3 separate regions of the Homo sapiens genome follow, and regions 1 and 2 are each linked to region 3. Evidence: chromatin loops called from intact Hi-C (ENCODE). Cell type or tissue: heart right ventricle. All regions are shown on one strand.

What was found. A loop is a pair of places that touch in the nucleus more often than their neighbours do. Peaks named below come from ENCODE experiments on the same cell type or tissue, not always from the same donor. Only the 100,000 strongest peaks of a DNase experiment are listed, where the experiment ranks them.
Region 1: it touches region 3 in a loop (14-fold over the local background); 105 of 110 quality-filtered maps call a loop at or near these places.
Region 2: a loop joins it to region 3, with 2.1 times the contacts of the local background. A loop is called at or near these places in 3 of 110 quality-filtered maps.

What each region holds. Positions count from the first base shown.
Region 1 is chr2:30,204,189-30,212,188 of GRCh38, reverse strand. It overlaps the pseudogene H3P5. Among named protein-coding and RNA genes, the nearest start is that of SNORA10B, 21 kb to the right of the region's middle. RefSeq lists a silencer at 3,357-3,581. In heart right ventricle, CTCF peaks have their summits at 3,438 and 3,642 (motif pointing left); a DNase peak (open chromatin) is centred at 3,608; H3K27ac peaks cover 1,241 bases.
Region 2 is chr2:30,561,734-30,569,733 of GRCh38, reverse strand. It overlaps LCLAT1 (lysocardiolipin acyltransferase 1), which reads right to left. Exons shown (of 6, transcript NM_001002257.3): 4 at 7,442-7,588; 5 at 1,558-1,674. Among named protein-coding and RNA genes, the nearest start is that of LCLAT1, 120 kb to the right of the region's middle. In heart right ventricle, no CTCF peak of the experiment used is centred here; a DNase peak (open chromatin) is centred at 3,753; H3K27ac peaks cover 3,108 bases.
Region 3 is chr2:30,703,365-30,711,364 of GRCh38, reverse strand. No RefSeq gene overlaps it. Among named protein-coding and RNA genes, the nearest start is that of CAPN13, 100 kb to the left of the region's middle. In heart right ventricle, CTCF peaks have their summits at 2,337 and 4,167 (motif pointing right); DNase peaks (open chromatin) are centred at 74, 2,764, 4,204 and 4,494; H3K27ac peaks cover 1,146 bases.

The sequences.
Region 1 (8,000 bases), 500 kb after region 3:
TTTGGAAGGCCAAGGTGGGTGGATCACAAGATCAGGAGTTCAAGACCAGCCTGGCCAACATAGTGAAACCCTGTCTCTACTAAAAATACAAAAATTAGCCGGGTGTAGTGGCCCATGCCTGTAATCCCAGCTACTCAGGAGGCTGAGGCAGGAGAATCACTTGAACCCCGCAGGCGGAGGTTGCAACGAGCTGAGATTATGTCGTTGCACTCCAGCCTGGGTGACAGAGTGAGACTCTTCTCAGAAAAAAAAAAAAAAAAAAAAAAAAAAAAAAGATAGATAATCTCTTGACATACATAAATTACCCCAGCAAATAGAAATGAGTTCCTCCTTTGCTATAAGACTGCTCTAATCTTTATTACAAAGTCAGAGGAGGATGGCAGAAACACACACACACAAAACTATAAGGCTATTTCATATTTGAAAATTCAGAATAAAATATGTTGATGGTATCCAATAGTGTATTTATTTATTTATAGCCTAATGTATTTTAATAACAAACATACAGGAATTGCACAGAAGACAGACAACATTAAAAATATGTATCTGTGGCTGAGTGCGAGGCTCACGCCTGTAATCCCAGCTACTCGTGAGGCTGAGGCAGGAGAATCACTTGAACCCGGGAGTTAGAAGTTGCAGATCACGCCATTGCACTCCAGCCTGGGCAACAACAGCAAAACTCTGTCTCAAAAAAAAAAAAAAAAAAAAGTACTTGCATGTAGGGCTCAGAAAAGTATAGTGAGTGCGTGGAATCTACTGTATGGTAAAAATGCTGCAAATACCATTTAGTCAATAAGACATTTATTTGTTATAAAAAATATTCAAGTGCTGACATTGTCCAGAAAAATTTAACAGGTTTATTTATAATTGTTATAAAGGTGAACTGCTAAAACGTATTCACTGAAACATTCTTTCTTGAATGCTTTATGTGCCCACATTTATATTAAAAATTCACATGAAAATGGAAAAGCTGCTGCTGTGGTTTGGATATGGCTTGTTTGTCCCCACCTGATGATATGCTGAATTTTTTTTTTTTTTTGACACGGAGTCTCGCTCTGTCGCCCAGGCTGGAGTGCAGTGGCACGATCTTGGCTCACTGCAACCTCTGCCTCCCCGGTTCACGCCATTTTCCTGCCTCAGCCTCCCAAGCAGCTGGGACTATAGGTGCCTGCCACCACGCCCGGCTAATTTTTTGTATTTTTAGTAGAGACGGAGTTTCACCATGTTAGCCAGGATGGTCTCGATCTCCTGACCTCGTGATCCGCCCACCTCGGCCTCCCAAAGTGCTGGGATTACAGGCGTGAGCCACCACGCCTGGCCATGTTTAAATTTAATTTCCAGTGTGGCCATGTTAGGAGGTGGCGCTTAGTGGGAGGTGTTTGGATCCTGGGGGCAGATGCCTCATGTATAGATTAATCCCCTCCCTGGGCATGGGGGTGCGGTGGGGATGAGTGACTTCTCACCTTATTAGTTTCTGCGGAGCTGGTTGTTAGATCCAGGTCCCCACAAACTCTTGTTTCCTCTCACCTTGTCATCTCTGCACATGCTGGCTCCCCTTGCCTTCCACCATACACGGAAGCCGCAGGACGCCCTCACCAGATGCCCCGTCTTGAACTTTCCAGCCATCAGAATAGTGAGCCAATTAAACCTTTTTTCTTTATAAATTACCCGGCCCCAGGCATTCCTTTATAGCAGCCCAACATGGACTAAGACAATTGCCAATACCTGATGTTTCTGTCCTATTTTTCCACATGCAATCATATATTTAGGTACCTTTTGATCCCTTGGGGGGGAAAATCTAATGGTCAGAACTACCAATAACAGAAAGAAGATTTTTTTTTTTTTTGAGAATGAAATGTTCCCCATCATAACAGATTCTTAAGCATGCCCTCCATATATCTGGAGTGCGGGCTGGATATATTTTGGCATAATTGTTACATGTTTGGCACCACTAGCACACAGGTTGGTGTCTTCAAAAAGGCCAAGCAGATAGGCCTCACTTCCCGCAAAACACCAATAGCTGTGTTCTGGAAGCACGATCTGTTTTGAAGTTCTGAGCAGTTTCTCGCACCAGACTCTGGAAGGAGAGTTTGCGAATCTGAAGCTCAGTGAACTTCTGAAAATGTCCAAGTTTGTGCATTGCCACAGTGGCAGGCCTGAAAGCACCCCTCCGGGATAGTCCTAGAGGTTTGGCCAAAGCAATAAAACTAGAAAAATAAAGAAGGACCATAAAGGTAGATGGATATTTCAGGGTTATGCTAAGAATCAGAGTAGGCCAGGTACAGTGGCTCACACCTGTAATCCCAGTACTTTGGAGGCCAAGGCAGGATTGTTTGAGCCCAGGAGTTTGAGACCAGCCTGGGAAACATACTGAGACCCTGTCTCTACAAAAAAATTTTAAAAATTAGCCAGGCATAGTGGCACATGCTTGTAGTCCCAGCTACTCAGGAGGCTGAAGTAGGAGGATTGCTTGAGCGTGGGAGATCGAGGCTGCAGTGAGCTGTGACTGTGCCACCGCACTCTAGCCTGACAGAGTGAGACTTCGTCTCAAAAATAAATAAGATCCAGAAATAACTAAGCCATTTTTAATAGAAAGAGAGAGAGAGGAAGAAGAAGAGAGGAGAGGAGAAGAGAGGAGAGGAGAGGAGAGAAGAGGGACAGGGCGGGGCAGAGCGGAGAGGAGAGGAGAAGAGAGGAGAAGAGAGGAGAGGAGAGGAGAGGAGAGGAGAGGAGAGGAGAGGAGAGAGACAGGTGACCTTACCACAAAGCCATGGTAGTAAAGGATGTGGTATTGGTACAGAAACAAGCAAATCATACAGAACAAACTAAAGAGCTCAAAAATATAAAACCCATTTTTCAATATGAAAACTTGACTTATGATAGAGGTAGCACCCCAAAACAGTAAGAAAAACATGAACTTGGGGACTGGTGGTGGGCTCTAACTAGCTCACTCTATGGAGAAAAATAAAGCTGTATCTCAACTTTATTATATCATAGTCAACTTTATATCATATTCTAAACTCCAGATGGAAATGTGGAATATCTTTGTGAACTCAGGGTGGGAAAACACAAGCCATATTTCTCTTTAGTGAAATTTACAGATAGCTGAGTGACAGTTGGGGAGAATATATTTGCAAACAACAAGAGATGTACACCTAGATTATACAGAGAGCTCTTGCAAACCAACGGGAAAAAGAGAACAATATGTGGGGGAATGGGAACACAAACTGGAAATGATAGGAAAATGAAATAAAACAAGAGAAGGCCTTTGCACAGCTTGACAATGGCAATGTACTGTAAATTGAGAAGGGAAACAGATGCAGAGAAAGGGTCATGGGCTGGAAAATAGCAGATTGACTCCTGGAGTCTTGGATTGCTGATATTCCAATCTTGTGCATGTTCCAGAGTTTTCTTGCTGCCTCTGGGTCCTGGAGGCATCCTCCTGGGGGAAGCCTCTTCTTCAGATGCACCCTGCTGTTGATACATCCTGCCTGAAAGGAGCCTTTGCAGCAGTCCTCACTGGCTCCCTTCTGCTTTCTTAGGCTTTGCTCTCAATGGTTTTCCTGCACTAACTTCCAGACCTCTACGGGCTTGGAAAGGATGTAAGCGGCTAGAATGGCAGGCTTCTGCTCCCTGCTGGCCACTCATGAGCATTACCCTGACAGCTAATCCAGCCATCAAATTCCACCAAATCTGTTTCTTCTTTGAGATCATTTTCTTTCCTGAAGATACATATTCTAAGGATTTTTTTCAGCTCTTACTGTATCTGAACAAAATAAAAATTATGATATTATACTATAAACATCAGACTACAAATCAAGAAACCTGGACTTGAAGCACGTGTCTTTTGTGGGATATTGGGCAAATCTTTCAGCTTCTTTATGCATATTTCCTTATTTGTAAAGTACGTATAATATAATTCTACACATTTTTGAGGGATAGGGTGTATTTGAGAGTGTCACAGAGCTGCGACTGAGGAAATTCCCAGTTAATATTCATTGATATTCATGGCTTTGCAGCGTTGCCACTGTCATTATTCCTCTGCTTATAGGAGACCTGAATTCAGTTCACATATTTCAAAGAACTGTAGAATTGAAAGGTACTTAAAGGCAGTCACAAAGTGGTTTTAAGAGGTTCCTTATAAGGCACATTAAAAGTAGCCAACACCCTTTCCATTGCTTAAATACTCCTGCCCCAAAACCTTACAAAAGGCCTCTGGTGGGAAATTCATTATCTCAAAAAGCAGCCCATTCCCTCATTGGTCAGCTGTGCCTGGGAGCAAGCTCCCTCTCCCTAGTAGGAGAGAACTCCACTTGACAACACCTGCTGAGCCCCAGAATTGAGGTGAAGGGGCAGGTTTGGGTCATATGCTATTTTCTGCCAAAATTCACTGGCTTTACTCATCCGTGGATTCATTTGGACTGGGGACTGCATGATTTTGCATTTATTAAAATATCTCATTCATGAATTCCCCAACACTGGAGTTTCTCTGGGAGAAACAGTCTCCTACCTTACCATGCAGGTGTTCTTGCACACCCTCTTGGCCACTCATGCTCAGTATGAAGTCCCGCCCAGCTGATTGACACCTGCAAGGTAATTGGGGGGCAAGTAAGCCAGGCTGGCATAAAGATTTAGTGAAGGGACCAGCGTAGTGGCTCACACCTGTAATCCCAGCACTTTGGGAGGCCGAGGCGGGCAGGTTGCTTGAGGTCAGGAGTTCAAGACCGGCCTGGCCCACGTGGCGAAACCCCATCTCTACTAAAAATACAAAAATTAGCCGGGTGTGATAGCAGGTGCCTGTAATCCCAGCCTCTTGGGAGGCTGAGGCAGGAGAATTGCTTCAACCCGGGAGCCAGAGGTTGCAGTGAGCCAAGATCACACCACTGCACTGCAGCCTGGGTGACAGAGCAAAACCTTGTTTCAAATAAGTAAATAAATAAATAAATAAATAAATAAATAAATAAATAAATAAATATATAAGTGAAGGGACCAGCTGAGGGCATCTGGCAGGAAGAGCACAAAAAGCAGGCAGCTGGAGTGCATGCAGACAGGGAGGAGGAGGCTGACTTTAGCTACCTGACACTTTTGGTGGAGGAGCTGCTGAAAATCATTTCACAATTTAGCCTTTGCCACTTGAGGGCCAGGTTTTGCATTCCTACATTAAGAAATCGCCCAGCCTGGAAGGCTCCATCTCTCAGCTGCTCACGGCCCTGCCCATTCTCTCCAGAGCTCAAATCTGAGAGCTGAGGTTCTGCCCTGCACTCATTGTGTTCCTGTTTAATCCACGTTCTGTACCCTCTGGAGGAAGTGAGAGGAAGAGCAATGATGGGGGAGATATGGGCAGGTTCCCCCACTCCCTCCTCTCCTTTTATTTGTATTTATAGAGGCAACATTTCCCTGTTTCACTATTTGTGGGGCCTCTAGATAGAATTAATTCTGCTTTTTAAAATCTCCCCTGCTAGACTGTGCATACCCTGAAGGCAGAAGCTGCGGCTGATCTGCTCATATCTCAGGAGCCCACATAGTGCCTGGTATATGACAAGCACTCAAAAATGCGTGTGGAATTTAAATGTATAGCGAGGCATCGGAATGGTTTCAAGTTAGCAATTTGACATCATTTAGTCTAGTGGTATTGAAACCTGAGTGTACATTAGAATCATTTTCAGAGCTTTTAAAAAATATTAGTGCCTGAGTCCCTCCTCAGGCCAATTAGGTCTGAATCCCTGAGAGTCACTTTTTGATGGTTAAAGACCCAGAAAGGGCTCATCGCTTATGGCATGATGCAGTGAATCATTTTAGAAAATGGACATTGCTTTCTAATACACAATATTTATCCATCTTATTATGTTTGAGTTATCATAGAATGCATTTTAAGTTGTGTTCACATGAGCAAAACACATAGAAAAATTTTTATAAAAGTAACTGGGAGGTGGGAGGCCGGGTGTGGTGGCTTACATCTGTAATCCCAGCATTTTGGGAGGCTGAGGAGGGTGGATCACTTGAGGTCAGGAGTTCGAGACGAACCTGGCCAATGTGGCAAAACCCCATCTCTACTAAAAAATACAAAAATTAGCCTGACATGGTGGCACACGCCTGTAGTCCCAGCTCCTTAGGAGGTTGAGGCAGGAGAATCACTTGAATCCAGGAGGTTGCAGTGAGCCAAGATAACATTACTACACTATAGCCTGGGTGACAGAATGAAACTCTGACTCAAAAAAAAAAAAAAAAAAGCAACTGGGACCTATGGAAAGAAAAAGGTAATTTTCACTGGGTATACAGAGGCTTGCCCATTCATGGGATGGCAAAAGGTTCAGCATAAGATCATAATAGTTGAGCCAAATGCTATTTAAAAGAAATGAATAAGTCAAAGGGGATAGAATGGGGTGAGAGAAGAAAGCCCCCCCAACACTGCCACCAACTCCCCACCCCTCACCTGAGTGTCCTCTTGTGATCCCTTCTTTGGAAATCTATATATATCTGAAAGTTCTTCTGTTTAAATGATCAAAAGTGATAAAAATCTAAATGTGGGTTTTAATTTGATTAAAGTGTCTGCTGAGAGATTCTCGCTTGGCTGGCTTCTTGCCTGTTAAGACTCAACTGCATGAAGATAGCAGGGAGCATTTACAGATTGCAGGATTCAGGACTGGGGCAAGGTGGAGGTGAGGAAGAAACTCAGCACCTGTTCCTCTAAGCATGGTTCTGGGCTGGCAGCATGGACCTTGCCTGGGAGTGCATTAGACCTATTGAATCTGAATTTGCATTGTATTAATAACAAGACTCCTGAATGATTTACAGACACACTAAAGGTTAACATTACTGCCTTAAAGAGTGCCCACCCCAGCCTCTGCCTGGTCATTGCCATGAGCTTTCCATAGAGAGGGCTAGAGCTTTTCTTTTGCATTCCAGTAGCCAGTATGTAGCTCTTCCAATATTTTCAAAACCTTTCTGAGCCCTTTCTGACCTTTTCTCTTTATAGGGAAAAGAAAAAAAATTAAAAAGAAATGAAATAGCTGTCATCACTGATTTGAGGCCCCCAAGGGAGAGAGGAAGAGATCAAAAGTCAACATCTGTGATTCTGCAAATAGAAAATGAAATGATTCCCAGGCAGCCTGGGAAGCAGCTCTAGGTTGCTGGGCTGGTCCTCCATGGTCCCATTAGAGGTGACTGTGCTCAATCCAGAGCCTTTAAAGGGAACCCCATGGCTGATGGGCATGGGGAGGCAGGAGTGCCCAGCCCTACTCCCAGGGAAAAGCAACATGTGCCTGGCAAGGCCTGGGACCAGAGGAGTAAGGCTCATGGAACCCTTCTGCTCGCTGGAGACCTTTACGAAGGAACAGAGCAGGATGAAATATCACCTGGATGTAGGGCACTTTGCACAGGTAAAATTCCAGTTACCTTCCCACTCCCTGTCTCTGAGATGGAGACTTGTCCTTCTTCCATCTGGGGACTGAGTCCACCTGGGATGCACACAATAGTTCAGAGCCCTGAGCCTTCTTGCTGTGTTACTGGCAAGTTGTTTTTCAGAGAGAAAAGCTAGAGTGTGGCAGAGAAATCAAGCAGCCAGTGTGGTGGGCATGATGGAGGAGTGGGGGATTCGTTCCAGAGACGGAGGTCTCCCACAAACCCCTGTATCCTCAACCTCACTGGGTTTTCCCGTCAGGGCTCCCAGAAGAGGCAACAGAAGCAAAAGGGGTGGATGTTACAGCTGGTGTTCAAGAGTCCTCTTGTGGGTCAAGTGCGGCACTAGGTCTTTTGCAAGCATTCCCCCTGCCACTCCTAACTAGAACCCTGCAAGGTAGGCAACTGCTCATTTTACAGAATAGGAAGCTGAAGCTCAGAGGCAATGAGTACCATTCCCAAGTTCAAAGAAGTAATAAGAAAATCTAAGGTCAGGGCTTGTAGAAAATCTAAGGTCAGTGATCTTTTCCTTGCCATACCATACCTGCCTCTGCATCCAGGGATTAAAAAGCACCCAATTCGAGTCTCCATTTTTTCTTTTC
Region 2 (8,000 bases), 140 kb after region 3:
ACCTTTCTTTAAATCATGGGTACTTGGTTATAAATATGCTTCATCTTGGCAGGTTATACTTTTTATCTTAAAGTATATTAAATCCTAAAGAGAACAACAGTGATGCCATTTAGGGAAAGAACTTCATACCTTTTCTTACATAATGGTTCAAGACTTTTCATGTTATGCACAACAGTTTTATGAAAATATATCAGTTACCAGATGAAGGTGACATTTGTCACAGAGATCACCATTACACAATATGGCTTACTGGAAATCAGAGTGAAGAGCAGAAATGTGCAAACACACTTCTGTTAGTTGACTGTGGGCTTTGAACTGTTATAAAATTAACACTTCAGTATGTTTCCGAATAGTTACCTTTTCTTCATATATGTGTTATTTGTATGTACAAATGTGTATAAATATATAAACTTGCAAATATGCAGAACTATAATTAAAAAGTACAATTGGTTTTTATTTACATCAAAACCTAAGCATTTAAATGGGTGCGATATCATCAACGGAATCACTTTCTGCTCATATATGCCCCTGAATAGACACAGTTTGAAAGAAGTGTGATATGAGCCACAAATTAGGAAGCAGAAGAAGGTTCTATCCCTGACTCAAGTAACCTGTGAAAATGTACTTACCGCACTGGATGCCAGTTCTATTTAACTATAAAATAGTAGAGGTAGTGGCACTTGCCTTCCTACCAACCAGTTACTTGGTGGACTGAGTGAAATAATTAAAGTAAAATTATTTTTCAGATCGTTATATTTCTCTATAGCTTAAAATAGTAAGAGAATGATATATTCTCAAACCCTAAGAGCCAAACATATGGTTAGTTTAAGTGATAAGATTTTTTTTCTCTTTTTTTTTTTTTTTTTTTTGCTATTCATGATTACTAGAGAAATGGATTAAGTGACAAGATACTCTTAAGACATTTTTGGCCGGGCGCCGTGGCTCACGCCTGTAATTCCAGCAGTTTGGGAGGCTGAGGCTGCTGGATCACGAGGTCAGGAAATCGAGACCATCCCGGCTAACATGTTGAAACCCCCTCTCTACTGAAAATACAAAAAATTAGCTGGGCGTGGTGGTGGGCACCTGTAGTCCCAGCTACTTGGGAGGCTGAGGCAGGGGAATGGCGGGAACCTGGGAGGCAGAGCTTGCAGTGAGCCGAGATAGCACCACTGCACTCCAACCTGGGCAACAGAGCAAGACTCCATCTCAAAAAAAAAAAAAAAAAAAAGAAAGAAAGACATTTTTGCCACTTGGAGAAATATCCTAAAATGGAATTATAGCCTAACTCTCTATATACAAACATATATATATATGTAATATAGAGTTATGTCTGTTCCAAAAAAGGGGAAAGAATTTTTTACAGAGATCTCTTCTATATCTCTAACAAATACATGGCAAAACATTTTAGTACATAGGCCAACTTGGAATAAAAATACAATATCTCATTTCTTGAGACAAAGTAGTAAAAAATCCTTTACAAACTCTAAAGGGCTATATATAAAGCTTAGCAATTTTTGCCACTTTTATTAAAAAGTACATTTTGAAATGGGTGCTTACCTTCTCTTAGACGGTCTACCACAAAAGTAAAGCCTGTAGTTCTTGGATGTAAAACATATTCATATTTCTGAAGTCCATTTTTTTCAGCAAATGCATTACTTCGAGACTTGCTGTTTTCTAAACAAAACAATGGACCATTATAAATCATAAACTAAAGGGAAATAAACAAGGTAAGGAAAGAAGTGCAGAATTTTTTTTGATAAAAAATAGCTGTTAATTATTCTCTAATTACTGAATACTGAGTCAAATGAGAAGATACAAACATTGCAGATGGTCCATTATCAAGATCCCAGACCTACTTATGTAACCAGACCCAGGTTTGGCTATTTGCTGCTCGAAAGCCAAACACAAGAGGCCAAGTTTGGTGGGAGGGAAAGCAGGTTTTAAACAGAGAGCCAGCAAACTGAGAAGATAGTGAACTAGTGTTCTAAAGTCCCATCTTAAGTTTTAAAATTTATCATAGTGTTTTTAAAAGGAAACTTGCTGTAGGAGATGTTTGAATGGCACAGGGTCTGTGTGTCTTGTTCTGATGGCTGTCTCGGGTAACTGCCCATCCGGAGGTCCACTTGGCATTACTTTGACTTTAGCCTGATGGTAGTGGACTAACTGTTCATGACTCCCCCAAGTGGGAGGGTTCCACAGGGCCTCCATGCCTGGTTTGTTTCAAAATTAGCCCCTGGAATTTCTAAGCAAGCATATAGTAGATAAGCATACATGGTGCAAGGAAGTGTCTAGTGGAAACAGAAGGAAAACAGAGTTTCAAAGTACACTTCGAGGCTATATTCTAAGACTAAAGAAAAAAAGTGTTAAAATGCATTTCAAAGCTGAGATGCTCGGTTATACTTACTGAAATTAAAAAAAATTATAACAAAGGCATAAATCGATTTTTATACATTTTCTGAAATTCATATTCATATCTTTTAATTTGTTTAAAAGATTTCATGAAAGTCAACATTCAATGAAAATTAAAATGCTAATAACTAAATTTTTTTATAAAACAATCCCTATATAACAAAATTGAAATATTAAAATATAAAATGCTAATAAAATAAAACTAAGACACTAACAAAATACAATGACCTAGACATCCAGAAGAAATAACTAGCAATCAAATATATCAGATCAACATTCTTTAAAATCCAATAATTTAGGCCTTCAATGTGAACTGAAATATCTGCCTTGCTCAGGCACAGAGTATGTTAATATTACTAACCCAAACCGCTCCATAACAAAATGGGCACATGATTAGCACATCATGTACAAATATCTGAACATGGTTTGGCTGAATATAGTTACGGAGTCAAGTACATGTTCCAGTTGTTGGCAAAACCTTCTTTTTCCATTCCATGAGGTAACTTTACAAGTTCCAAGAAGAACCAAACCCATTATTCAGCAAATACATTTGGAAAAAGTAAAGTGTTCAGAAATTTGGCCTCAACTGCTGGGAGAGATCATGAAATACTTTCTGATGACAGCAGATGTTAGAACCCGCAATCCTCAGCTGCATTCCGAAATTGATAAACTATTATTCCAAGTCACAAGAAAAATATCTATATCGACACAACTTTACTAGGAGTAAATTTAAGATCACGGAGTCCTCAAAGTCTCCAAAAACCATAGACGACTTCCACAACACTGAAATATTCAAAGAACACTCCTATAGAAGGTGTTACATCATTTTATGATAAAGGAATTGAGCCGGGCAAGTCAAAAGTAAAGGCCCTACACATGAAGAGTAGTAAGTTCCTCTCATATTCATTTGAGGATATCCTGGGCATGGGGCTACAAAACAATATTTATATTATAGACAGCTGACAGGACCTTAAATGGGATTAGGAATCCCATAGACACCACAAAGATGAGTAGTAACTACCCTTTAGTTTGGTCTTTCAGTTTATAAAACTCTGGGGATTCTGAAAGCAAAACTGAACTGTTGTAGAATGTGAGTACAAGTATAAACAGCTCTAAAACAAACAGTCACAATGTGGGACGGTAAAAATGATCAGAAATACAGAGAGATTAGAGATGTAGACTTTTCCATCTACCCCCTACTTCATCTACTCATCCCCAGACTCTGTTATTGCACTAGCATCCCACTTTCTGACCACAGCCTCCTGTCTTGTCACGTTACTCCCTGTAATTCTCCCACTCCTACACTCCTTCCGCCCATGGGACTACTAGCAGCTATTCTCAAACCAGCTGGGCATGTTCCCACCTCAGGATCGGTGCAGTTGCTGCTCCTCCCTTCACCCAGAATGCCTTTCACCCATACAGCTGCACGCTTTTCTGCTTTGTTCATTTAGTCCCTACTTAAACAGAAACTTAACAGAGAGGCTTTCCCTAACCACCTTAAACAAAACAGCACCCTACACCCCTTCTATGACTCTCTCTCTCTCCTTATCCTGCCTTATTTTTCTGCATAGCACTTATGACTGACATATTTTTATTAACTTATTAGTTTATCATCTGTCTTTCCTCACAGAACGTAAACTTCGTGAGAGTAGGGATAAAGATCCAGGCACTCATATATGTATTAAAAAGAATAAGTTTTATGTATATAGGTGTTATGTTATATGCAATAACATAATTGTTAGAATCTTTCCAAATCAGGGAAATGGAACTCAAAATTATCACATACTAATTGTGATGGCTAATTTTATATGTCAACTTTAATAGGCCACGATACTCAGGTATCTCATCAAATATTATTCTAGATGTTTCTGGGAAGGTATTTTTTAGAAGAGACTAATATTTAAATTAGTAGACTGAGTACAGCAGATGACCCTCCACAATGGGAGTAGGCCCCATCAAATCAGGTGAATGAAGACCTTAACAGAAAAAGACAGAAGTGCCCTCCTCTCCCCAACAAGGAAGAAAGAATTCTGCCTCTAGACTGCCTTTGGCCTTGAACTTCGACTACTTCCCGGGATCTCCACTCTGCCACCCTACCCTACAGATCGTGGACTTACCAAACCTCCACAACTGTAAGAGCCAATTCCTTAAAATAAATCTCAACCTCTTTCTATATATACACATCCTACTGGTTCTCTTTCTCTAGAGAACCCTAACTAATATGCCAATACAATATAGAACTCCCTAACCCAAGAATAACGAAGACATATGTATGGGTGCACATATGTCTGTGTGTGACCAAAATGACTCAAAAGAAATGGACCAAAATTAAAATAGTGTTCACTTATGGGCAGTGGGATTATAGCAAGTTTTGTGCATACTTCTATGTTTCCAAATTTTCCCAAATTAACATATATTGCTTCCATTAAAAAGTTATAACCAACAATAAAATATGAAGATAGAATATATGTAAAGTTAGATTTAAATGCACTAATTTAAATGTACATGCAAGCTAGATTCAGGACTTAAATTATAAAACAGTCTCACTGGGCTGAAAAACCCAGTTTAAGGTTAAGTATGGTAGTAACTAAACACCTTTTAATTAACAGATACTTTTTCCAAACTGGAGATATTTTGTTAGCCTATTTTTTAAAATGATTTTTTACCAACTCAATAAAATTATCTGTATTCTACTGTTAAAAAAATGTTTAAAACTTCAGGATCAGTCTGTTTTTTCTCCTTGGCAAAGTCTAGCTTCAAAGGTAAACATCATTTGCATTTAAAATATATATGCAACTACATCATGTAATGGTGAGCACTATGGACTCCAAAATTATGCAACTAGATGGAGAGTTCATCACCTACAAAAAGAAACCTGAGAACAAATACAGAATGAAAAAAGTTTTACATATACATTTTATGACTCTGAAGGTCTAATGTATGAACATATTAACACTAATGTAGCAGTAACATATGACCTTTCTTTCATTAGTTTTTATTTACCAAATAACTTTCAAAGTTGGCATTCTTTGGTGTACATTTTCGCATTCACAAATATAAACCTATCATTTCAGTGAATGGCTTTCTATACTCTATATTTATTAAATAAAGCTGATATTTCAATATCAAAATTTAGGTATTATACATTCTAAATATTATAAAATTTAAATATGGCCACCTGTCACTTATAATTTCCTAATGATAATTTAGTTCTGGAAATCAACTTACAACTTACAATAATATATTTTCAAGCTTCAACAAGCAGCCATTATTATCCTCAGTATTATCCTCTGTGATCCAACCACTTCTAGAATCTCAACTGTAAAAAATCAAAAATATACTACACAGTTGGCATACATTTTAGAGATCTGACTAGTATAAAAAAAGTGCCACCGTTCATTTAGCTCAGTTCCATCTGCAATAGATGTGTCAAAGATCCCTTCATTGCTACCTATAGTAAATCCTAAAATACCTTAATTTCCCTTAACAACCTATTATGGCTCAGTCACCTATTCACTTGCTTAAATATGTATGTAATGTCTATTTTTCATCTTGAACTCTCTTTTGTAATAATGAGTTCCATAAATTATTATGTGCACAGTATGAATAGTATGTTTATTTACCTGTTCTCCTCTCTTAAATTCCAAGGGTTGCCCTTCTTAGTCTATTACCAAAAATTTGAAAGTTAAGTTCATGTTCTACCTGCCCATACTACTACAGATTTTAGACTTCAGTTCTCTCCTGCTTCAGCCTGTCTTCCCTTACACAGCAGAGCTGTAAGATCCACTGAATCCTTCTCAAATTCTGCTGTATTTCTCTTGAAGTTATCGGGACTATCAAAGGTACATTTTAGTCTTTTGAGTCCAAAGATTCTACAGAAATACTTTCTGTCTAAGCTATGCCCCCACCATCACCCCTCCCAGTATCAACCAGAGCAGTTCTGCTTTTATCCATCTTATTATCTAACATCCTTGATAGAAGGCTTCATCTGCAAAAATAATCCATGGTTTAAAAAGTGTGAAAACTACTGATTTAGTAAGGATGACAGACTGTTGAGTATTTTGTTTTCAGTCTTTTTAAGACTTTCTTGAAATCCATTGGCAATTCCTGGCCTATATGGTTTAAAATCTGGTAGCCAGGTGTGGTGGTAGTATCGGGTGCAGTCCCAGACACTATAAGCTTGAGCCCAGGAGTTCAAGGCTGTAGTGAACCATGATCATGCCACTGCACTCCAGCCTAGATGACAGGCTCAAAAAAGAAAAAAAAAAAAAGTTTAATATTTAGGAAGGCCGAAAAGTTATAAACATGTCTTCCTGTGTCCTTGCTACAACTCAATGATGGCTGAGTTTTCTTGAAGAAGGGCAAAGCTATTCCTGCTTGTAGCAAGGATAGGGCTTAAATATCAGGAGAAAGGTAACCTATTAACGTAAATCAACAATAACTGAAATTAGTTACTATCAGATCTTTTTCTTATGAGGAAGACGCTGAGGAGTAGGAAGGGTCTAATGGATAAATAAATACCTTAGAAGAGGATAAGAGAATATAAACAACAGGTAGGGGAGGATAAACATTAACCTAAAACATGATTTTAAAATTACACTTACATAAAGATAAAAGCCTGATATTTTAAAATATATTCTGAGGCTTAAAATATAAAGTTCAAAGATGGCAAGTATGAATAATATGACCGCTTGGAGTTGCCTACTATAAATTCAATGGGCTAGAAACCAAGAGTTCTGAGTCCTGACATGCTATTGATTAACTGAGTGACCTTAGGGATGAGCCATTAATTTTTCTGTTTTGTTTTGTTTTGTTTTTTTGAGATGAAGTCTCGCTATGTAGCTCAGGCTGGTCTCAAACTTCTGGACTCAATCCATCTTCCAGTCTCAGCCTCCTGAGTAGCTAGGATTCCAGGGATGGACCACCACACCTGGAAGAGCCATTATTCTTGTTGGTGTTCAGTTACTTCATCTGAGAAATGAGAAGTTTAGACTACATGATTTCTAACTTTGCCAAACCCAGGCTACATTACCTGTGAGATCAGTCCCTTCTGGGAATATGAGGAGTTGAAGTGGTTCGTGAATATCACAAAAGTAATCAATCATGTCTTCGAAATGGCTCTTGTCATCCTTCCATTTCCTATGAATGAAGATATAGGCAGCAGCCTGCATGGCCCAACCTAGAATCAATTTAACAATAAAATTTACCTATAATTTTATTGCCAATATCCACATATTATTGAATACAATATTTCAGTTTTCTGGTTTTACTATATATTATTTATTATTGTAAACATTTCATGATATAGCATAAATTCAGCACTGATCTTGGGTTAAATAACTAACATATATATAAGAGAATATCCTAAAAGAGATTTGGTAATCCTGAGGTTTGCAAAATTCTCAAAATTATCTTTTCAAGCGAAAACTAGCTATTAAAATATTAAGGAAAGAATTTTTCCTTAGTATTTATCACTAACTTATCCAAAATTTTAACAATCCTAACTAAACAGATATTTTAACCAAGATATCTACAGGAGATAAAAGAATGTGTTCTGACAGCTTACAGAGCAGTAAGCAAAAGACTGTCGT
Region 3 (8,000 bases):
TTGGGGAGGCCAAGGCAGGCAGATCACCTGAGGTCAGGACTTCAAGACCAGCCTGGCCAACATGATGAAACCCTGTCTCTACTAAAAATACAAAAGTTAGCTGGGCCTGGTGGCGGGCACCTGTAATCCCAGCTACTCGGGAGGCTGAGGCATGAGAATCACTTGAATCCAGGAGGCGGAGGCTGCAGTGAACAGAGATCACACCACTGCACTCCAGCCTGGGCAACAGAGTGAGACTCTGTCTCAGAAAAAAAAAAAAAAGTAAAGAGTATGTGTTTCTACATCAAGCTAGCAGTACCTGTCACTGTAAAGGGTTAAGGACAGTACAATTTTGTTCTCCCTCTCCCAGCCTCTTCTTCTCTATTAAATCACATAAGCCTTCCCAGCATTGGTTCCTGGACTTTGCCTTGGAGAGGCGGTGAGGCAGGTGCCCCGTAGGTGTCCTAAGGGCATGATTCTCAAGCCAGAATCACTGGGAAAGTTGGTGAAAATGCTTTCCTGGGCCTACCTCTGCAGAGTCCAATTTAGTAAATTTAGGGGGACTTAGAATCTGCATTTAATAAACTCCCCAGAGGACTCTAGTATACTGCAAGAGAAGAGCACCAATCTCCACTGGGCTAGGAGTGGAAAGTGAGGAGCTGCCGAGGCTTTGATGGGTGGAGGAGGGGCGTCATGCTAACAAGCTCTCTTGGCCCCAGCGCCCCATGGGAAGGTCAATATTGTACCTGATTTTCCAAATGAAAATCAAATACGGCACACGGATCTGCTTTATGGGTGATAAAGTTGCAATGGCTCTAACAGAGGTGAAATTGATTCATATTTGTCAGGCCGGGAGATGAGAGAACTAGGCTCCAGGACCCCTTGGCCTCTTGCCTGGCAGCCCCTGTAGACATATTTTTGGACAGGAGGTATTTCAGAGTGAGAGCATGCCACAGGTAACTTCACTTAGCTCAGAATGGGAGCCACCAGCTTTTGAGCACCTGTCATGTACAGGAATTAGGCTCCATTGTCTCCAGCCCTTAAACTCCCTTACAAGGATTAATACCAGAATGCTCAGATGAGGAAATGGAGGGTCTTGCCCCAGGCCATGAAGACACAAGGAGCAGAGTGCGGGTTGGTTGTACTCCAAAGCCATGCTCTTTCCATTGGCCCACACAGCTCTGGGAGAGGAAGACAGCTCCTGGCCCAGGCGTGCCTGCTCAAGGGAGAGCCGGCCAGTCCCGAGAGGGGCTAAGCATCTGCTGTCCTGGGCTGGGAAGGGCTGCTTCAGCACTGCCTGCCAGGAGGGCCTAGGAGTCTAGAGATGAGAGTGAGAGAGATTGACAGGAAACCTGGATGGTGCCTTTGTAAGGTACAGTGATCCATCTCAATAATAATTGTGTCACCTCGTCAATATCAAAATATCTCATCAGCTTTCATGAGTCACTGTAGGAATGGCCAGCTGTAAACTCACATCTAGAAAAGGGGAAAACTCAGAAATGTCTCAAGTGCCAGCCTGTTCAGTCCTATAAACTCTTCCATGCCATGCTGTCCATCCAGTGCAATAAGCAGAAAACTCGGTGAGCATGGGCTGACTCCAGGCCAAAACGAGCTCATATGCGTCTGTGACTCCACGAGGCTATGAGCACCTCAAAAGCAGCAGCTCTGCCTTGCCCAGGTTGATCTCCAGGGGCCAGCTTGCGCCTGTTGCCTCGCGAGCCCTCAGTAGGAAGCTGTGTGGCCTGTCCAAAAATATGCCTAAAGGAGCTGCCAGGCAAGAGGCCAGGAGGTCCTGGAGCCTAGTTCTCCCGTTTCCCAGCCTGACAAATATGAATCAATTTTACCTCTGTTGGAGCCACTGGAACTTCATCACCCATTAAGCAGACCCATGTGCCCTATTTGATTTTCATTTGGGAAACCAGGTACAATATTGACATTTCCATGGGGTCCTGGGGCCGAGAGAGCTTGTTAGCATGAAGCCTTTCCTCCACCCATCAAGGCTCCATCCCTGCCACCTACCTCCCAGCTGTTCAACCCTGACCCTAACCTCGGGGCCTAGCTGCTCTCCTCTGTCAAGTGGGCATTTTAAAATACTACCACTTGTCCAAACCCACAGATTGTACGTCACCAAGAGTGAAGAAAAACCTTCGGACTGTGAGTGATCATGCTGTATAGACATAGACTCACTGATTTTATCACATGTGCCACTCTGGTGTGGGATGCTGGCCACGGGGAGGCTGTGCATATGTGGGGGCAGAGGGTATACAGGAACTCTCTGTACTTTCTGCTCAGCCTTGCTGTGAACCTAAAACCGTTTTGAAAAAATCAAGTGTATCTAAAAGGCAGGGAGTTGGGAATACTGCCTCTTGAGGTTGCTGTGAGAATTGAATAAGATAATGTCAATGCACCCAGCGCGGTCTTTGGTGCACAGTGTGGTCCATGGTAGCTGAATGAGGGGCTATCACCCTCCTGAAACCCAGGAGGAGGCTGAGGGCAGTGACAGATGCTCACTTCTAGCACATCTCATCTCCTCCGGGGTGGGGATAGGTGAAAGAACTGAGGACCAGATGATCTTGCTAGTACTCAGGAGATAGGGCAGCAAAGATGACTCAAGAAAGAATAACAGGCCCAGGCCTAGGATCAGCCCCTCCCTCCCTCTCTAGCAGACAGATCTTCTCAGAGCCGACAGATCTTCTCAGAGCCAACAGAAGAAATGGGAGAGGACTTGGCTATTTGGCAAAAGCACAAATCTGGCTGGGCTATGCCCCGGCTCTCAAGTCCTCATCTGCTCCACAATGATCTCACCAGGCACACTGGCCTCTCCTCCCACTGGGTGGACCCTGCAGCCATTATGGGTGCCATTCAGCCGAGCAGGAAGAGAACAGGCTGGTGTCTGCAGACCTGCATTTCAGGCCCCATTCTGTGGCTGTGTGACTTTGAGAACATCTCTCCCTTCTCTGTGCCTCTGTTTCCCCAGGCCAGCTTTTCTCTCTTCCTTCACTGAATATGTCACTGAGTGCTATCCTTGAGCCAGATAATCCCTGAGGGTCCTTTCAATGTGATATGATTTTTTTTGTTTTTGTTTTTGTTTTTGTTTTTTGAGACGGTGTCTCACTCTGTCGCCCAGGCTGGAGTGCACTAGCATGATCTCGGCTCATTGCAAGCTCCGCCTCCCGAGTTCACGCCATTCTCCTGCCTCAGCCTCCTGAGTAACTGGGATTACAGGCGCCCGCTACCATGCCCAGCTAATTTTTTGTATTTTTAGTAGAGATGCGGTTTCACCGTGTTAGCCACGATGGTCTCGATCTCCTGACCTTGTGATCCGCCCGCCTCAGCCTCCCAAAGTGCTGGGATTACAGGCGTGAGCCACCGTGCATGGCTAAAATAATATATTTTAAATGCATTGGAGAAATATAAAACATGCAGACACGAAATATACAGATAAAAATGGAAATGTTTTCTTAATCATGGGAGATGGCACTTTTCCTCCTGAGTTCTGCCTGCGAATCTACATTTCTATAGACTTTGTGAACATGAATGTTTGCTTGGAAAGTGCCTGGATAGCTTTGAAGTCTGCAAGGCTGTGATCTTGCCCTCAGGATCTGGCTGATACTGGTCAATCACCTGCCTCCTTGCAAAAGGAGGGTAGCATGAAGCCGGGACAAACATGGATACTTCCTGGACCACAGCTCTTGAGTTCCCTTGAACTTCCCTCCACAGCCACACCTGTTCTCCCTGCCAGACCCGTCCCCTGGCCCAGAGCCTGTTGAGGAACCAGATCTCTGGGGGAGGCACAGGATGTGGAGGGACATGTATGAGTTTTGGCTTCAAACAGATATAATTTCAATCTTAGCTCTGCCATTGACTTGCTGTGTGACCTTGGGAAGTAACTTACCGTCTCTGAACCTTGTTGCCCTGTATCTATTTAGCAGAGAGAATAAATCTCTCTCTGACAGGGTCGTTGTAAGTATTATATAGAATGACACAGGTCATGTCTCTGGCCACATAAATAGCTGAGCCACTTTATTTAACAAGATAGTTGGAATCTCGTCCTTGGATGAGATAAACCGTATAAAGCGTTAGGTCGTGCCTAGGTAAGAACTTGCCTCTATTGGCTACTATCATCATCATCATGTTGCTCATTTTCATCACCATCTCTATCATTGTATTCCCTTCCCTGTGACCTCCAGGTGGCAGCATGGGGCCATGGAGCCACAGCCCTCCTCCTCAGGCTGTCACTTCAAAACTGTGAGCGGGCAGGACCCTTGGGTGACACTCCTTGGGTGACACTAACCTGAGCTGTCACCATGATAGCCAAGTGAGGAGCACTTAAACACCTTATTTTCATCCTTAGGACCTTCTGCAGGAAACAGTTATCCACATCGTATATGGATGAAAGGTGGGCTCGGGTGGGAGGAGCCACTAGTGGGAGTGGAGCCAGGAATCAAAGCCAGTCTCCACTACCTGCCGGCTGGGGCACCTGCCCACTGCGCTGGAGCCTCCGAGTGGGTTCCAGCATCTCACCTGGCAGGTAGGAAAGTGAGGCCAAGGGGCGAGGGGACTAGCCCCAGGATCGGGCTCCTAGGAAGGGCTCCTTCCCACAGAGCCCAGTCTCCGGGAGTGGCTCGTCAGCCACGGCCCCAGCACTGACTTGAGCCTCAGCCTGGGCTCCCTGGAGGGTCTTGGCAACCTCAGGGAAGCATCCCATGACTTGTCTCTTTCTGCCTTGCCCAGTGGGACCTCTTCTGATCCCCAAGTAATCTTTGCTACCAGGAACCAAAGTGATTTGTGGAAACTTCCTCCAAATCCCCAGCTAATCCTCTTCTTTTAGTGAGGTCCTTTAGCAATCACATTTGCTGCTTGGTGACCTCTAATCCCCTTATTCTCAAAGGTCCCTGGGGAGGCACATGTGCAGATGTGTGTCCCTGCTGGGGCCTCTTGAGCTGGTCCAGGCCAGAGCAGCATGTCTGTGACCACCAGCTTGTCCCACTCAACTTTGATCTGCTTTCCTCCCTCCTAGGGGTCTCACTTTAAAGTTGGCCAGGGAGAGGCCTTAGGTCTGTGCCCAGTGGTCTCTGGATAGGGCTTGCTGGCCATCAGCTGAGAAGCCCCAGTCCCCTGGCGTCTCCATGCTGATTGACTCTCAGAGGGATCCTCATATTTGAAGTTAGGGCCTCAGTTTCCTCCTCTCTTAAACAGGGATAACATTAGTCGTACCTCGAAGGCATGCAATGAGGAGTTACCAAGGTAATATATCCAATGAGGTTAAAGAAATCAGAATCAGTTAGCTATGTTACCTAGAGTATCTACCTGCCACCCCCACCCCTCAAGGACTCCGATCTCACCCGCCTCTAAAGGGGTCACCCCAGGGTACGCAGTTGCTCACAAAGGCTGAGAGATGTGATGGGGGGCAGTTCTTCAGCAAGCCGAGCCCACTGTGGGCTTTGCAGGTTCTGGGGACTCCCTGTCCCTCAACAATTCTGACTGGGAAGGGGTCCAAGAACCTGGAGCTGTAAGAAGGTGCGCTGAACAGAGGAGAGATTCGAGATATGGCTACACAGGGCCAGGGAGGCAGGAGCTGGGGAGGGGTGGCATCTGCCTCCCAGCCAGAACAGAGAGGGTGGTCCCAGCAGTGCCCAGGCAGTGGGGGAAGCCACAGCCTCAGGCGGGTGGCAGGGGAGAAGCAGAGGGGCTGGGTAAGGTAACTCTGTAAACTGGGGTAATTTATTTAATCTTTGAGCACAGTTACAGTATATATTTTGTGACCCACAAATCAGCAGGGTTCCCACTGCCCCCAAGAATGAGATAAGATTGGCTCTAGCACCCTGTGAGAGTTCAAGTTCAGGTCCCTCTCGGGGATTTATGCCGGTGCCCTGGCCTCCTGCCCCTGAGCTCTCTCCTCCTCCCCTCCGAACTCTGTAGCTGCTCTCTTATCTCTTCCTAGGTGTTGGCCTGATCATGAAATCCTTTTTCCTTTCCTACGGCCATGCTACACTGGGAAAAAAATGAAAACAAAACTCACCCTCTCCAGGATAGATGGTTCCAGGCCTTTTCTGGGATCATGCTTTGCTTAGGCCAAAGCTCAGGACCTCATCCTGGTCATCGAGGAGCTGCCCCTCCTAGGGACACACAAGCACATCCTTCTCCAGCTGCACTGTGAGATTACGTCCCAGAGACGGTTACCTGAGTGTGTGTCCTGGCAGCTTGTGTGTCAGATACACAAGGCCATGGCTTCAATTTCCTCAGAAATGTGTCATAATGAATGTGACCGACATCTTTCTCCTCTCTCAGCCTAGAAATCCTCAGCACTCTATTCCCTGGAGTTCCTCTAAGGAAACTGACATGCAAGGAGGCAAGGAATGGGGTCTTTCTCCCTAATCAGCTATCAAAAGTGATTTAAAAATGCATTGCCTTCAATCAATAATTTTCTATTTAAATATAACAGAAACATTTTGCTCACAATAAAACTTTATGCGGGAACTCCAATACATATTTAAAAAGTGAAAACAGAACTGCTTGGCTGAATCTGGGAGAGGCAGAGGGAATGATAATGCCTGCTCCTGGGCTTGTCTCTCCCAAACCCCATGGGAATCTCTGAGGCATTCTGGGCTCTGGAGAACAGAAAGAGAAATAAAAACTGTATCTTTAGCCAATGTAAAGTCATCCGGCTCAACTCTTATTAAGATAAATGTAAATTAAAACTGCACAGAGATACTATTTTTGCCCTACCAGATTGGCAAAGATCCAAAAGTTTGGGAATGTTCTATTTTGGCAAAGGTATAGGAAACGGGCACTCCTATGCATTTTAGGGGAGACTCTAAATTAGTGTAGTGCCTGGAAAGGGCAATATGGCAATATTCATAATACAAATGCACATACCCTTAGGCCTAGAAATTTCATGAGCAAGAATTTATGCTACAGATTATCTCTGCAGATAAGGGAAGTAAGCTTATAGTACTGATTGTTAACAGTGTCAAAGGCAGTAAACAACCTAAATATCCATCAATGGGCAGTTAAATAAATAGTATGTGATTAAACTAATGTTGTACCCATACTGTGGAATATTATAGAGTTATGAAAATTAGAAAATTCTTTGTGTTGATCAGGAAAGGTCTTCGAAACATATTGCTAAGTGAATTTAAAAAACAAGAAAACAGAACAGCATGCAAAGTATGCTACCATTTAGTGTAAAAATAATTGGGGAGAGGACACGGAGGTATTTTCTTGTAATTGCACAAGATATTTCTGAGAGGATAATAAGAAACAAGTAACACTGGCTTCCTAGAACCAGGTGGCCAGAGAATAGGGATGGGATGGAGACGTTTATTGCATACTCTTTTGAATTTTGAACCACGTAATTGTGCATCCTATTCAAGACTTAAATTTAAAAATGTATAAGAACAAACAACAAAAAGAAAATCATTGCATGAGATAAAACAAAGGTGTATGTTATTCTTCTGCTTTAACTATACATAGAATAATCTGTACTCTCAAAGAATCCAAAAAGTAAAAATACAAATAACATTTTTAAAGATTACCTAACAAGTAAGCTCCAAGACTCTTAAACTCCAAAGCTGTGGATTTCTGGCTCCTGCTTAGGGTGTAGAAAGCTGCAAAGAGCGTTGCTGTCATCCTTACCAAAAGAAAAAGCCAACAATCTGCAAAATGACTTTTCTTGATCTCATCAGAGAACTGGGATTGCGAGTAACAAACTAACCCAAAATGTAAGAAAAAGCAGGCACCTCCAAAGGGAGACAGAACACAGGTACTTGCTTACATGTCAGACTCCATACAAACTGGAAAGAATTCAGCCAAACTTCCTAACAAATATGTGGGGGCTGTATAATCGTATAGACCCCTTGGGAGTTGTAGACATAAGGGGAATCCACGGTCCATTGCAATCTCTTCTCCATAGACCACACTAGATGCTCACAAGAAAGCAGGAGGGTGAGAAATATGATCAGACCTCTCTCCGGGTTCAGGGGAAAAGTGTTGCAGGGAAGCTCAAAGTTCCACACAGA